2 separate regions of the Homo sapiens genome follow, and region 2 is linked to region 1. The links are chromatin loops, found by intact Hi-C in ENCODE. Cell type or tissue: dorsolateral prefrontal cortex. All regions are shown on one strand.

Region 1 (8,000 bases):
CAAAAGAGTGGCCGGGACAGGAGGCGGACGGACAGACTTGTATATTCAGCAGCTCACGCTCATTCTGGCCACCGTCAGACCCTGGGGGTAGTGGAGGGAAAGGGTTCCCTGGAGCCAGGGCTTGTCCCCAGAGAGGGTCATAATGAGGAACTGATGCCACAGGTGTGCCCTCTGCAGCTCTTTAAAAGCCACATGTCACTGACAGCATAGGAAGCAGCAGGTTGAACAAGATGCTCAAGGGAGGCCGGGGCAAAAGGCCAGTATTCCAGTCCACGAGGACAGAACACTTGGTTCTCTCAGAAATCCTGGGTTCCAGCCTCTGCTGCCCCAGTGACCAGCTGGGCAACCCTGGACAAGTAGTATAACTTCCTGGGTGACCCCGGCTCATCGTGAGATGAGGGTGCTGCCTGCCCTGCCTGTCCACGGGGCTTCTGGGAGGGTTAAGTGTGACAGTGCCTGACTACCAGGCTCGCTCTGCACACAGGCAGCAGGATTCTCACCAGCGCCCTCTCCTCTGCACCCGCCACCCTTCAGCCTCCCGATCTCCCCTCCCTGCCTCTACTCTCTCCCCTCCACCAGGCCATCTTCTGCACAGCAGCCGGAGCACTTTTCTCTAAATGTAAACCAGACCCTGTTGCTCAACTGCTCAAGCCCTCCCATGGCTTCCCAGCATACTTTTTAAATTTTTTTATTTTTTAAGACAGATTATTGCTCTGTCACCCAGGCTGGAGTGCAGTGGTACAATCTCAGCTCACTGCAACCTCCACCTCCCAGGTTCAAGCGATTCTCCTGCCTCAGCCTCCTGAGTAGCTGGGATTGGAGAAGGGTGCACCACCATGCCCAGCTAATTTTTGTAGTTTTTTAAGTACAGATAGGGTTTCATCATGTTGGCCAGGCTGGTCTTGAACTCCTGACCTCAAATGATCCACCCACCTCGGCCTCCCAAAGTGCTGGGATTACAGGTGTGAGATACCATGTGTGGTCCATTGTACTTATAATTAATCCCAATCCCAATCCCCCAGCCTGAGCTCTCGCCCCATTTTCCTGCAAGCCACCTGGCTTTCTCTGCGTTCCCGGGTTCCTCTCCAGCCCCTAGGCCTTAGCACCTGCGGTTCCCTCTGCCTGGAGCCCCCAGCACCCTCTGCCACCTCCTGAGAGCATCTCATGGCTGGCCTCTTGTCTTTTTTTTTTTTGGGACAGAGTCTTACTCTGTCACCCAGGCTAGAGTGCAGCAGTAGCACAATCTCGGCTCACTGCAACCTCCACCTCCCGGGTTCAAGTGATTCTCCTGCCTCAGCCTCCCAAGTAGCTGGGATTACAGGCACGTACCACCATGCCTGGATAATTTTTTATATTTTTAGTAGAGACAGGGTGTCACCATGTTGGCCAGGCTGGTCTTAAACTCCTGACCTCAGGTGATCCACCTGCCTTGGCTTCCCAAAGTGCTGGGATTACAGGCGTGAGCCACCATGCCTGGCCCCTGCCGGCCTCTTCTCATTCAAATCTCACCTCCTCAGGGAGGGCTTTGTGGGTGAGCCTATCCAGAGCCATCCACCCACTCCTGCCTCACTCTTAGGTCACCTGTGCTGACCCCCGTCTGCATTTACTTCATCAACTTGCTTATGATCTGTCCCCCGCACTAGGGTGGGGACCTTGCTGGTCTCACTGTTGTGTCCCTAGCATCTAGCATGGCACGGGCTCATAAGACACTCAGTATTTGTGGAATGAACAAAGCCAGAGAGACAGAGGGAAGGCAGGTGGGAAGAAGGCAGGGAGCAGAAGTAGGCTGGCTGGGAGGGGCTGGGGGTGCTGACTGTCCGTCTGCAAGGCGGGGCAAACGGTGGGGAGGACAGGGATGAGGTGTGGGGGTTTCTCAAGGCTTTATGGGGACAGCTTCTCTTTTCTGAGAATGGGCTCTCCCACTTGGGAGGGTGTCTCTGGGGACCTGGGTACCACGACCAGATCCTCAGGCGGATAAGGCAGCTGCCCCCATGCCTGCCAAGAGCCCGGATGCCAGGTAGGTCCTCTTGCAACCCCCCGTGGCCGACCTACCCCTCCCCTCCTCAGGGCCCCCTCTCCCACCTGCTTGCTGGGTCTGGCCTTGGGTGGGGGTGCTCCGAGGCCCATCCCCAGCGGCGTTGAAGGCGGCCACGCTGACCATGTAGGCCGTGTAGCCAGTCAAGTTCTTGAGCTTCACGCTGTTCTCAGCCAGGAAAAGCGTCTTCACTCGCTCTGTGAGGTTCCCCCGCTGGGCTTCCCAGAAATAAATCTGTGGGAACAGAAGGATGTGGGAGTGAGGGGGACAGGGGCAATGAGAGTCCCTCCTGTCCCTGCTGACCTGTAGTCTCAGAGACACCTTCATTGCTGTGAGTCACCTGGGAAACAGCGGAGAAGTCTTTAAGAGGCCGGGTGCGGTGGCTCACACCTGTAATCCCAGCACTTTGGGAGGCAGAGGTGGGTGGATCACTTGAGGCCAGGAGTTCAAGACTAGCCTGGCCAACATGGTGAATCCCCGTTTCTACTGGAAATACAAAAAAATCAGCCGGGCATGGTGGCAAGTGCCTGTAGTCCCAGCTACTCTGGAGGCTGAGGCAGGAAAATCACTTGAACCTGGGAGGTGGAGGTTGCAGTGAGCTGAGATCACGCCACTGTACTCCAGCCTGGGTGACAGAGCAAGACTCCATCTCAAAAAAAAAAAAAAAGAATTTAAGAACTGTTTTAGAAACCTTTCTGGAACCTTCCTTTTCACAGCCAAGACCCTGGTCTCTGCCAGACAGTAAACTCCAGGGCATGGCCCCCAAGTGTCTGTGTTTCCCGCCATGCCTGGAGGATTTACCATAGCGCTGGCACATCAGCACTTAGTACAGTTCCTGGAGGAATAAAGCAAATCCGTCCTACGGGAGGCTGAGCTGGGGAGATAAGGCAGTGTGGAGTCTATCCAGACAGAGTGTGGTGCAAGTGCTGGTGGCCTCATGTCACCTGGGAGCTGGTGAGGGATGCAGAGTCTCAGGGCCACCCCGGGCCCGCTGCACCAGCAGCTGCTGGTTAACAGGAACAAGGCCCGCTGCAGAGGAAGGCCTCGGCCAAGACGGCGGGCAGCGGGAGGCTGAATCCCAGCTGCACCGCATACAGCAGCGGGACCTGGCCAGCTGACTTCCCAGAGCTGCAGTTTTGTCGTACATTCAGTGAGGTTAAGGACACGTACTTCCTGGGGTCCGTGTGAGGGGTGCAGGTTCTAAGGGTTTCACCCAGGTACTTGGCCAGTTTCCTAAGGAACCCCGTGGCTGCAGAAGGCTTTAGGCCAGGAACACAACAGATGCTCCCTGGTGTTTTCTCTTCCTTTCTGTTTTTTGAGATGGAGTCTCGCACTGTCACACAGGCTGGAGTGCTGTGGTGCGATCTTGCTCCGCCTCACGGGTTCACGCCATTCTCCTGCCTCAGCCTCCCGAGTAGCTGGGACACAGGCACCCGCCACCACGCCCGGCTAATTTTTGGATTTTTAGTAGAGACGGGATTTCACCGTGTTAGCCAGGATGGTCTAGATCTCCTGACCTTGTGATCCGCCCGCCTCGGCCTCCCAAAGTGCTGGGGTTACAGGCGCGAACCACCAAGCCCAGCCATTGTTTTCAATCATTTCCTCTGTAGCACAGGTTAACACTTCTGCTAGTTCCAGGACTGAGGCCATCCAGATAGCGGCCAGCTGGGCCCAGCCACGTGCAAAATTGGAGGTCATTTGGCGCCCCCTGCTGGCCAATGAGGTTTCTGCATGTCACCGGCTTTTCAATTTCTCATTTCCCTGGAGGAAGCCCATAAAGTGAGAAAGAGCTAATAAAAGTGTCCCCACTGGCATGTATGGGTGGCAGTTAGGACATCTTGTTACCATGAAATCCTTGCTTTTCTCCAATCCCTCTCCCCCTTTATTATTATTTTTTTATTTGAGACAGGCCTCACTCTGTTGCCCAGGCTGGAGTGCAGTGGCACGATCACAGCTCACTGCAGCCTCAACCACCTGGGCTCAAGCCATCCTCCCACCTCAGCCTCCTGAGTGGCCAGGACTACAGGTGTGCACCACCACACCCAGCTAAGTTTTTAATTTTTTGTAGAGACGGGGTCTTGCCATGTTTCCCAGGCTGGTCTTGAACTCCTGGGCTCAAGCGATCCAACCACCTTGGCTTCCCAAAGTGCTGAGATTACAGGTGTGAGCCACTGTGCCCGGCCCTCTCTCCCATTTTATTTTATTTTATTTTATTTCAAGACAGGGTCTCATTTTGTCACGCAGACTGGGGTGCAGTGGCATGATCTTGGCTCACTGTAACCTTGACCTCCAGGTTCAAGCAATCCTCCCGCCTCAGCCCCCCAGGTAGCTCTGACTACATGAGTGCTACCACACCTGGCTATTTCTTTCGTAGAGATGGGGATTTCTTTTGTAGTGATTTCTTTTTTAGAAAGGGGGAGAGGGCCGGGTGCAGCGGCTCACACCTGTAATCCTAGCACTTGGGAAGCTGAGAGAGGGGAATCGCCTGTGCCCATGAGTTCAAGACCAGCCTGGGCAACATGGCAAGACCCCTGTCTCTACTAAAAACACAAAAATTAGCCAGGAGTGGTGGTGTGCACCTGCAGTTCCAGCTACTTGGGAGGCTGAGGCAGGAGGATGGCTGGAACCCGGGAGGTGAAGGTTGCAGTGAGCTGAGATCACACCACTGCACTCCAGCCTGGGCAACAGAACAAGACTCCATCTCTAAAATAACATAAAAATAACGAAAAGCAGATTCTTCTCATATGGATAGATGAATGAAAGCAGAGGCAGTCATGTATGAAATCATTCATTCACTCATGCATTCATACTAATGGGGGTACAACAGTTAACAAAGTTCCTGTTGGATTTGGAAAGGTCATGGCTGATGCTAAAAGTTTGCCATTATTAGCACACAGGTGGTCTTCCGTGAGTGCACACTGGGAGAATGAATGGATTCTCTTAGGTAGAGAAGAGGGCTGTGGATTGATCCCTGGGGGCCTCCAGCATTCAGTGGTTGGTGGGGAGGAAGAGCTAGCGAGGGAAGCTGAGGAAAGCAAGCATTTTGAGAGGAAGGAGAGATCCATGTGTCAAACACAGCTGCTGAGTCAGGCAGGATAAGCCTGTGGTTTGACTCGATATGAGCAACATGGGAATTATTAACAACTTTGGCAGGAAGAGCTTCGGTGGGGTGGCGGGGATGAGAACCTATTTGGAGCGAGTTCAAGGGAGAAAGAGAGCAGAGGAATCGGAGGGAGTGAGTACAGAAGATTCTTTTGAGGAATTCTGCTGTAAAGGGGCCAAAGAAATGGGTGACAACTGGAAGAAAATGTGAGGTCAGGCCAGGTGCGGTGGCTCACACCTGTAATCCCAGCACTTTGGAAGGCTGAGGCAGGTGGATCACCTGAGGTCAGGAGTTTGAGACCAGCCTGGCCAACATGGCGAAACTCTATCTCTACTAAAAATACAAAAATTAGCCGGGCATGGTGGCGGATGCCTGTAATCCCAGCTACTCAGGAGGCTGAGGCAGGAGAATCACTTGAACCCGAGAGGTGGAGGCTGCAGTGAGCTGAGATAGCACCACTGCACTCCAGCCTGGGCAACGGAGCGAGAGTCCGTTAAAAAAAAAAAAAAGTGAGGTCAGGAAAAGGCATAAAAAGAGGAAACATATCTCAGAATGCTTTTCTGCCCTGCCCGTGGGAGCTATCCACTGGGGAGGTGGAGGAGAGGAAGGGCCAATGGCTGCAGTCATGCTCTTGGGTGAGGAGTGGGTCGGGGCCTAGAACCCAGGGACAGCTGTCTTCACAAACCAGGCACTCCGGCAGGTGCATCTTGTTTGTGAGCGCTGCATTCTGCGGACCTTTGTTAGCTGATGATTCACAGTGAGAGGGACTGACACGCGTGCAAAGGACATAAAGGGACTGAGCCCAGATCCTGGTTCCCATGGGGCACACTGCTGAGCTGCATGGGGCACATTGATGGGTAACCAGGAGTCTGCCAGAATGCAGGCTCCAGCGGGCAGGCATCTCGGTCCATGTGGCCCCCTTGGGACCCAAACACCTAGAATCATGGCTGGCACATCCATGGTCCTCAATCAATATCTGCTGGATGAATAAATGCCTTATGTGGACAGGGGCAAGCATGGGAGTGCACCATTATAATCACGAACCTGCCATTTACTATGCCCAATTCTCTGCCCTTTCATTTCTTTTTTCAGCTTTATTGAGGTATAATTGACAATCTAAGATCTATATATAGCCGGGCATGGTGGTGGGTGCCTGTAATCCCAGCTACTCGGGAGGCTGAGACAGGACAATCCCTTGAACCTAGGAGGCAGAGGTTGCAGTGAGTGGAGATCACACCACTGCACTCCAGCCTGGGTGACAGAGTGAGACTCTGTCTCGAAAAAAACAAACAAACAAAAAAATCAAAAAACAAAAAAACCCCAAAAAACTGTATGTGTTTAAGGTATACAACATGGTGTTCTGATATACACATGCATTATGAAATGATTACCACAATCAAGCTAATTAACATGTTCATCATCTTTTTGTGGTGAGAACCTTCTGAGCAAATTTCAAGTGTACAATACGGTATCATTAACTATCATCACCATGTTGTACATTAGATCTAGATCGTATTCAGCCTGCTTCACCGAAACGCTGTATCCTGGGACCTTCTCCCTATTTCCCTCACTCCCTCAGCCTCTGGCAACCGCTGTTCTACTCTCTGTTCCTATGAGTTTGATTATTTTAGATTCCACATATACGCGAGGTCATGCAGTATTTGTCTTTCTGTGCTTGGTACATTTCATTTGGCATAATATCCTGCAGGTTCATCCGTGTTGTTGCAAACAGCAGGATTTCCTTCAAGGCTGGATGGTATTCCACTGTGTATAAACCACATTTTCTTCATTCATTCATCCATTCACAGACACTCAGGCTATTTCCACATCTTGGCTACTGTGAATGATGCTGAAATTAACATGGGCCTGCAGATAGCTCTTCAAGAGCCTCATTTCAATTCCTTTGGATAAATACCCAGTAGTGGGATTGCTGGATCATTGGAGTTCTATTTTTAATTTTCTGCGGAACTTCCATACCGTTATCCATAATGGCTGTACTGATATACGTTCCCACCAACAGCGTGCAAAGGTTCCCTTTTCCCCATACGCTTACCACCACTTATCTCTAGACTTTTTGATAACAGCCATCCTTGCAGGTGTGATGGGATATCTCACTGTGGTTTTGATTTGCATTTCCCTGATGCTGAGCGATGTTGAACACCTTCTTAGATACCTGTTGACCATTTATATATCTTCTTTTTTCTTTTTTTTTGAGTTGGAGTCTTGCTCTGTCACCCAGGCTAGACTGCAGTGGCATGATATGGGTTCACTGCAACCTCCACCTCCTGGGTTCAAGCGATTCTCCTGCCTCAGCCAGGTGCCTGCCGCCATGGCCAGCTAATTTTTGTATTTTTAGTAGAGACGGGGTTTCACCATGTTGGCCAGGCTGGTCTCGAACTACTGACCTCAGGTGATCTGCCTACCTTGGCTTCCCAAAGTGCTGGGATTACAGGCATGAGCCACCGTGCCCAGCCTATGTATCTTCTTTTGAGAAATGTCCATTTGGGTCCTTTGCCCCATTTTCTTTCACTTTTGTTGTATGAGTTCCTTACATATTTTGGCTACTAACCCCTGGTCATATGTATGGTTTGCAAATATTTCTCCCATTCCAGAGGTTCTCCCTCCTTCTGGAAGCATGTTCTTCCCATGAGCTCTGAGACATCACTCAGTTTTTGGTTTCAGGGCTCAATTTGTAGACTTCTTTTGTTCTTTATCTTTCCTTGTCTAATCTCTAGCTTTCAGTACCATCTATATGCCGAGGACTCTATAATTCACATCTCTGGTTTGATCCTTCTCTCTTGAACTCCAGACATGCATCTCTGACTCTGTTCTGTCTCCCCTCGAATGTCCAACAGACGTCTC
Region 2 (8,000 bases), 810 kb before region 1:
AAAAAAATAAGAAAATGTGTTTCTTATAAGGAGTCAAACTCATTAAACCAGCAGATAAAGACAGAAAGTCCCGCCCCCAGACGCGTGGAACTGTGAGTCTTGGCAGGTCACGCTGACGCATGTGAAAAAGACACCTGTGGAGGCAGTAGCCTCTGTGCACACAACTCACAAATGTGGATACATGCACGCACACATGTGCACATGTACACACTCATACATCTAGTTACACATGTGCACACACCCCATGCACAGCCCACACACACCCATCCACACACTCATCCACGTGGGCGCACACACACTCACACATGTGCAGACACTCCATGCACACATCCCACACATGCACCTATCCACACACTCATACACCTGGGCACACATACGCTCACACATGTGCACGCACCCCATGCACACCCCCCACACACCCATCCACACACTCATCCACCTGGGCACACACACACTCACACGTGCAGACACTCCATGCACACATCCCACACATGCACCTATCCCACACATGCACCTATCCCACACATGCACCTATCCACACACTCATCCACCTGGGCACACACACTCACACATGTGCACACGCCCCACACGTGCACCCATCCACACACTCATACCTGGGCACACACGCACACACACGCGCGCATACACCCCATGGACACATCCCACACATTTATCCACACAGTCATACACCTGGGCACACATGCACACACATACGCACACATTTCATGTACACATTCCCATACACCCATCAACACATTCATACACCTGGGCACACATTCACACATGTGCACACATCCCACACGTGTACCTATCCACTCATACACCTGGGCACACACACACACACACGTGCACACACCCCATGCACACACCCCACACACACCCATCCACTCATATACCTGGTCACACATGCACACACACACACACCCATGCACACATCCCACACACACCCATCCACACATACACCTGGGCACACATACACACACACATATGCACACATTTCATTTACACATTCTATACGTGCACCCATCCACACGCTCATACACCTGGGCGCACACACACACGTGCACACACCCCATGCACATACCCCACACGTGCACCCATCTACATGCTCAAACACCTGGGCACACATGCACACACACACCTGCACACACCCCATGCACATACCCCACACGTGCACCCATCCACATGCTCAAACACCTGGGCACACATGCACACACACACACCCTCACACTCGCCCCAGATTCCAAGAGCAAACCAGGGCAGTGTGCAGTCAGCTCCATCCAGGAGGAAGACGCTGACACTCAGAGACTAGAGCCACCTCCTCTAATCTCGAATCCCACGCTCAGCAGGCAACAGCCCAGATCATCAAGTGACCCCCTGGATGCCTTGAAACCAGGACGCAGGTGCCTCAGCCAGAGGCTCCTGGCAGTACCCCCTTGAAGAAGGGCGGCTGGAAAGAGACATCAACATCTGATGGGTGCACCCCTCCTGTGCTCCTCCAGAGCCATCTGTCATCAGAGAGCCTGGGCATCTCCAATTCTGATGAGTCAGCACCTCCAAGACCAATTCCCAGACCCTAGAGAATGACAGTTACCAGAGTGAGGTCTCCGACCCTTCTGGAGCTCTCCCACCCCATCCTGTCACCCCTGCCTCTCAGCCTGACCGCCATGTAACCCTGGGGGTGCTGAGAAGACAGGAGAAGGGGAGGGGAAGGGATAAGGGTGGCCCTGCACGTCTGGGGTCATCAGTCCTCACAAGACACCACGATTACAGACACCACAGAAATCATTTGGGCTGAACCGTGTGAGATCCAGATGGTCCAGATCCAAACCCACCATGCCCTGGCCATGACCTTGGAGATGGTACTGAGCAGTTGAAGATATCAGTGGCTGTACTCACCTTACAGATCATTCTGACGGCTAAGTACTGATAAAGACCTCTGCCTGGGAGAATACACGCATGACCTCCACCTTGTCAAGGTGAGAATCAATACTTTACAGATGATGAAGCTGGGGGCGGGGCACTGATTCACCCAAAGGAACACTGAGGGTGGCAGCACCAGGATTTCCACGCCAGGTTGGAGGCCAAGCCCAGCTGCTTCTCGCAAAGGAGACAGTGACAAGTGCTCACAGGTATCACCGTGGCCGACCACAGACACAGCCCTGATGCAGCCTCACCACAAAACCTAGTTCTCACCATACCCAAGACCCCCAGTTAGCCCAAAACCAGGCGAGCAATTCAACATACTCATTGTTACAGGCTCCAAAAACGCAGAGCCAAAAGAAATGACAAAGGACTATTCACTCAACACCTCAAACTCAAACTAGGAAATATCTTTCCAAGCATGAAAAAAATTGTTCCAGGACCAAGACAAGGAAAATGCACTTTCATAGGTATCCATGAGCCCATACTGATATAAATGAGTGAGTGAATGAATAAATAAATAAACGAGGGAGATGGGACAAAATGTCCTGATAGAAGAACTCCAAATAGTGTATTTGGACACTTCCCCCTCCAGGAAATTGAGCTTATGTCCCCTCCTATTGATATAAAGGGGCTGGACTTGGTGACTCTCTTCTAATGAAGGGTACAGAAAGGGAAAAACAGCAAATGCACAGTGAAGAAAACTGGCGGACACCACCTTAGACCAGTGATCAAGGTCAAGATCACCAGTGATGAACGCTGTTGACGTCACGTACCCACTGATTTGATGCAATGAGAACACTTCACTGCTGTATTCTCCCTGAAACCCCAGTTTATTATGAGAAAACGTCAGACAAAACCAAATGGAAGAACATCCTTCAAAATACATGACTAGCATTCTCTAAAATTGTCAACGTCACTAAAAACAAGAAAAGACTGAGGGAAACATCACAGAGCAGAAAAGACTAAATACAATGTGGAATCCAGACTGGATCCTTGAACAGGAAAAGGATATTAGTGGAAAAACTAATCAACAGAGACCAACTCTATGGTTAATAGCATGCTTCCAATGTTAATTTCTTAGCATTGATAAACGCACTATGATGATGTTGACATGCTTGTTGTATGCATATAACATAGTATGAAGATGTTAATACCAAGAGAAACTGGGTGAGAGATATATCAGAACTCCTATTATTATTATTATTATTTTGAGACGGAGTCTTGCTCTGTCGCCCAGGCTGGAGTGCAGTGGCACGATCTCGGCTCACTGCAACCTCTGCCTCCCGGGTTCAAGCAATTCTCTGCCTCAGCCTCCTGAGTAGCCGGGATTACAGGCATCCACCACCACGCCCAGCTAATTTTTGTATTTTTAGTAGAGACAGGGGTTTCACCATGTTGGCCAGGCTGGTCTCGAACTCCTGACCTCGTGATCCACCCACCTCGGCCTCCCAAAGTGCTGGGATTACAGGCGTGAGCCACCGCGCCCAGCCCAGGAACTCATTTTCTGTAAATGTATTTTCTGTAAACTTTTCCGTAAATCCAAAAGTATTCCAGAAAGTGGATAATGTGTGGAAATCTTCAATAACGCAACCTGTGTCATACAATGGGATGATGTCACAAAGCTGTATACAGTTTACGGGCGATAGGCAGCTGCGTCCTGCCCCTAATTTTTAGAATTAGAGCAGCTACCCGGTGCCAGGTGCTTTACTGTCGCTAATTCACAAAACGCCATGAACAGGAGCCTCCCCGTGAATGGAAAACCAGCAATGAGAGCGCTTCAGTCGCTTGACAGTCACATTCATGTGTGCACCTGATCCGGCGCTGGCTCCAAAGCCCATGTTCTTTCCCACACGCCCCACTGTGCCCCTCCGAGACTGGAACCGTAGAGAGCGACCACCTCTTTCTATCAGGCCCCAGTGCCCTGCAAGACACAAGACCCTCCGGGAGGGGTCTCTGTCCATGGGTCCATGGTCCCAGATGCTGGAGTGAGAGCTTCATTTGAAAGCCGATACACGGAATAACCACGAGGTGGCGACAGACCCCAGCAATATCCAGGAGAGATGCCCGCGGGCCCAGAGGAGCTGCCTGAGCTCAGGTGCTGCTCTTCGCCTGACTTCCCTGCTGGGCACAGCTGGTTATAAGGAGTTAATGCCTTTGCCCTGGCCACGATTTTTGTGAGGACAGAAGCGAGCCACTTCCCTCAAGCACCGTTATAACTCTGGAGGTCTATCTGTTAGGAACAATGCAGATTGTGCCTTCGCCGGCCTTTGGCAGAAACCGGCAGAGCTCTTTACATAGGACCACACCCCCAGGCACGCACACAACACACACACACTCACACACCCACTCACACACACACCCACACATACCACACACACCCAGACACACACACACCACACACATTCTCACACACACACACCCCTCCCCAGAGACACACAACACACACTCAGACACACGCCCAAACACGCACACAACACAGACACACATAACGCAGACACACACAACATATACACACTCATACACCCAGACACACAGAGACGCACAAGACTCAGACGCGCACACACACACTCATACACACACAGGCAGAAACCCAGATATACACAATCATACACACACCCACACACTTATGCACACTCACACTCATATACACACCCAGGCACACACACTCATACACCAAGATACACACCCACACACTCATACACAGACATACAGACACACACACACCAGATATGCACACTCACACATACACTCAGACACACTCACATACACTCTCTCACACACATACTCCTGGGAGGGATCCTGACATTCACCTAGGGGAGTCAGGGGCTACAGGCCTTGACAAGCATGCTAACAATTTCCAGTGTGGGTAACAGACCTGGGTCCTGGTCTCCCACCTTTTAAACCTCAGATGCTCCAGCCTGTAATCCCTACTACCTGGGTTTGAATCCCAGCTCTGTTACTTACCATTTATGTGACCTTGGGCAGGTGGCTTAGCTGTGGTCCTCACTTTCCCCACCTAGGGCCTAGAGACAGGAGCAGGGCTAAGCCCACTGGATTTTTAAATGTATAGCTGAAAGTCACTTGAATCAGAGCCTCATCAATGTCTGGCACTTTTTGCTGTTGTTTCTACCCCTTGAGGGAGTGTATTTACCCTGCCCCCAGTCCTCTGTATTCAACAGAATACAATTCTTGTATATGAAGACAACACGGGCTTACCATGACAAGCCTAGAAGAGGTCCTAATGAACAGGTGCCCTGCTATCTACTCAGGCTACGAAAGAAAAGACTAGAGATTCCTCCAAACTACAGACTCGATTCATGGGAGATGCTCTCCACCTCTAACTGGTTTCCAAGAATCCACCATAGTGGGCCATCTTGTTACCTAGGGAGGACTTGAGGGCACCCAGACCTCAAAGGATCCGCTAGGAAAGTCATGTGGGCAAAGCTGCAATGTTTTCTCTCTCCGTTCCTGAGAGTTTGGTTTTTCCAATGGTCAAAGTGAATGTTCAGGATCTACTGCCTTAAAAACCTTCTCTAGGCTAAAATGTGACAGCCCTATAATGACAGAGGACTTGCACACTCCAGCAGAGCATGCTATTCCTGTAGGCCCTCAAGTGTTTATATGAGACAGACTCAAGTGTTTTCTGGAAACAGTCATGTTGTAGCATAGGAGGGTGATGGAGCCTCCCAGGAAAGGGTGGCACCCATGAGTCCCCGGATTTTCCCTAGAAGGTGCCAGCCTTTACGACCTGTACAGAAGAGCTGCCTTCCAGGGGGCTGGCAGAGCAGAACTCCCCACATTGTGCCAGCTCATCGTCACCAAAAGCTCCACTGCCAACACGCACTTCATGGAGGGAGAGAGAAAAACCAGGGTTCAATCCGTTCTTTCTAGACCAGGGCTCCAGAAAGCAGGGGTCCTAGAGCAGGAGTCCCAGGAGTCTAGAGCAAGGGTCCCCTGACCAGCAGCATCTGCATCAACAGGGAGCTTACAAGAAATGCAGGTTCTCAGGCCCTGCACCAGAGCAACTGAATCAGGAACATTGCGGGTGGGACCAGCCATCTGTGTCCTAAACAGCCCCCCACAGGGGCTCAGATGAGCTCCAGCTGAAAAACCACGGGCCTAGATGCTCTGAGGAGTACGGTTCATCAAACCCAGCAGCCACTGCACTGTTCTGGCCTTCCTCAGAGTGACCTTTACAGACCTGCTGTTTTTCGTTTTTTGTTTTTCTGAGACAGAGTTTCACTCTCGTTGCCCAGGCTGGAGTGCAATGACATGATCTCTCGGCTCACTGCAACCTCCACCTCCCGGGTCCAAGGGATTCTCCTCCCTCAGCCTCCCGAGTAGCTGGGATTACAGAGCCTGTCGCCACGCCCAGCTAATTTTTTGTATTTTTAGTAGAGACAGGGTTTCACCATGTTGGCCAGGCTGGTCTCGAACTCCTGACCTCAGGTGATCCTCCCACCTCAGCCTCCCAAAGTGCTGGGATTACAGGCGTGAGCCAGCGCACCCAGCCCAGACCTGCACTTTTGTATTTATGTCACAGGCCTCCTTAGTAGAAAGTGGCGGGGAAAGAACCTAGAAGATCCTTGAAGCTCAGAATTTCCTGTGGGAAGAGGATGCGTCCACCACAGAGCATTCCTGGGGAGCCCACGCATCTCTCTGCACAGTGGCAGCCCGTGGATAACTTCACCTAATAAGAATTGATAGAGCTGACCCAGAAAGTACTAGCCTACACCGGACCATAGCCCTGCCACCCCTAGCAATTATATAGGGATTAGAGCAGAATATTTTATCCCAGCTTTCCCCGTGGCTTTTATCTTATTTTTCCTTCCTTTATTTATTTTTATTTTTTTAGATACAGGGTCTTGTTCTGTCACCCAGGCCGGAGTGCAGTGGCGTGATCGCAGCTCACTGTAGCTTCAAACTCCCAGCTCAGTCTCTGAAGTAGCCGGGACCATCAAGCCGGCTAATTTGTTTTTTGAAAAGATAGGGCCTCACTATGCTGCCCAGGCTGGTCTCAAACTTGTGGGCTCAGGGGATCCTCCTACCTGGGCCTCCCAACGTGTTGGAATTACAGCCATGAGCCACCGCGCCCAGCCTTTATTTCCTTTACTTATGAAAATAACATTTTAAATTAAATGCCTTAAGTCCTTTTGGCGATAGACCAGGTATGTTCAATAGTCTGCCAAAGACATGTGAGTTTTCTAAAGCTATTTCCATCCATGTCGGATTGGGGTGAGAGAAGGGAGACCCAGTTAGGCTGCTGGTAAATGTGTACATGGCCTGCACCTGCAATAATATAACCTGAACACTAGAGGGCACCAGAGCCCAAGAGTCAGGCAGCCCCAGACTTGGCCCTGAGCAGGAAGCACCAGGCGCAATAAAAGCCCCCTCCAGACCCCATAACTATCCAGGCTGCAAGAGCTGCAAGATCCAGACCCTCCTCAGCCTCACACCTCCAAACACCCACCTGCCCGTGTTCACCTGTGGGGTGGTCAGTAAGCAAGTGCCCAGGGACACACGGAGCAGGGCTGCAACCCCAGGCCATCAGTCGGCCTGTGCTCTGAGCCCCCACTGCGTGCCAAGTGCTGCAGGGAGGGAACCATGATGGTGCCGTGCACGTGTGCAGAGCCTATCACTTACCAAACATGTTCGCCCACACACAGACACACAGACATGCACACGCCACCTCTTTATATCATCCCCAGCACCCAGTAAGGCCAGCTCCATCACCCCATCCTGCTGATGAGAAAAATGAGTCCCAAGAGTGCACGGTGACTTCTCAGGGTCAGACATCCTGGCTGGTTAACAGCCGCCCAGCTGGGGAGGTCCCACTCGGCCCAGGGTGGTTTTCCACTTTAGCGCAGCACCTCCCAAAAAGCAAACATGAACCTGTTCTCGGGAGTCCTGCCTGCGATAACCTGGAGCTGGGCTAAACCTGGAGTGAATGCTGTTAACCAAGCTCAGGGCGGGTTTCCAGGAGGCTGAGCTCGCACAGCCACAATGGCAAAGCCACCACTCAGAGAGCTGGAGCCCTTTAGTTTCCCGGCGCCTCCTGCCGGTTCTTCCCGTAA

The links. Peaks named below come from ENCODE experiments on the same cell type or tissue, not always from the same donor. Only the 100,000 strongest peaks of a DNase experiment are listed, where the experiment ranks them.
Region 2: it touches region 1 in a loop (6-fold over the local background); 18 of 110 quality-filtered maps call a loop at or near these places.

What each region holds. Positions count from the first base shown.
Region 1 is chr17:73,366,325-73,374,324 of GRCh38, forward strand. It overlaps SDK2 (sidekick cell adhesion molecule 2), which reads right to left. Exons shown (of 45, transcript NM_001144952.2): 37 at 2,083-2,269. Among named protein-coding and RNA genes, the nearest start is that of CDC42EP4, 58 kb to the left of the region's middle. In dorsolateral prefrontal cortex, CTCF peaks have their summits at 3,761 (motif pointing left) and 3,965; DNase peaks (open chromatin) are centred at 278, 3,121 and 3,717; H3K4me3 peaks cover 347 bases; H3K27ac peaks cover 2,199 bases.
Region 2 is chr17:72,553,162-72,561,161 of GRCh38, forward strand. The region is part of intron 1 of LINC00673 (long intergenic non-protein coding RNA 673); the gene reads right to left. Among named protein-coding and RNA genes, the nearest start is that of LINC00673, 36 kb to the right of the region's middle. RefSeq lists an enhancer at 3,618-4,118. In dorsolateral prefrontal cortex, CTCF peaks have their summits at 3,951 (motif pointing right) and 7,242 (motif pointing right); DNase peaks (open chromatin) are centred at 3,980, 7,270 and 7,980; H3K4me3 peaks cover 646 bases; H3K27me3 peaks cover 1,951 bases.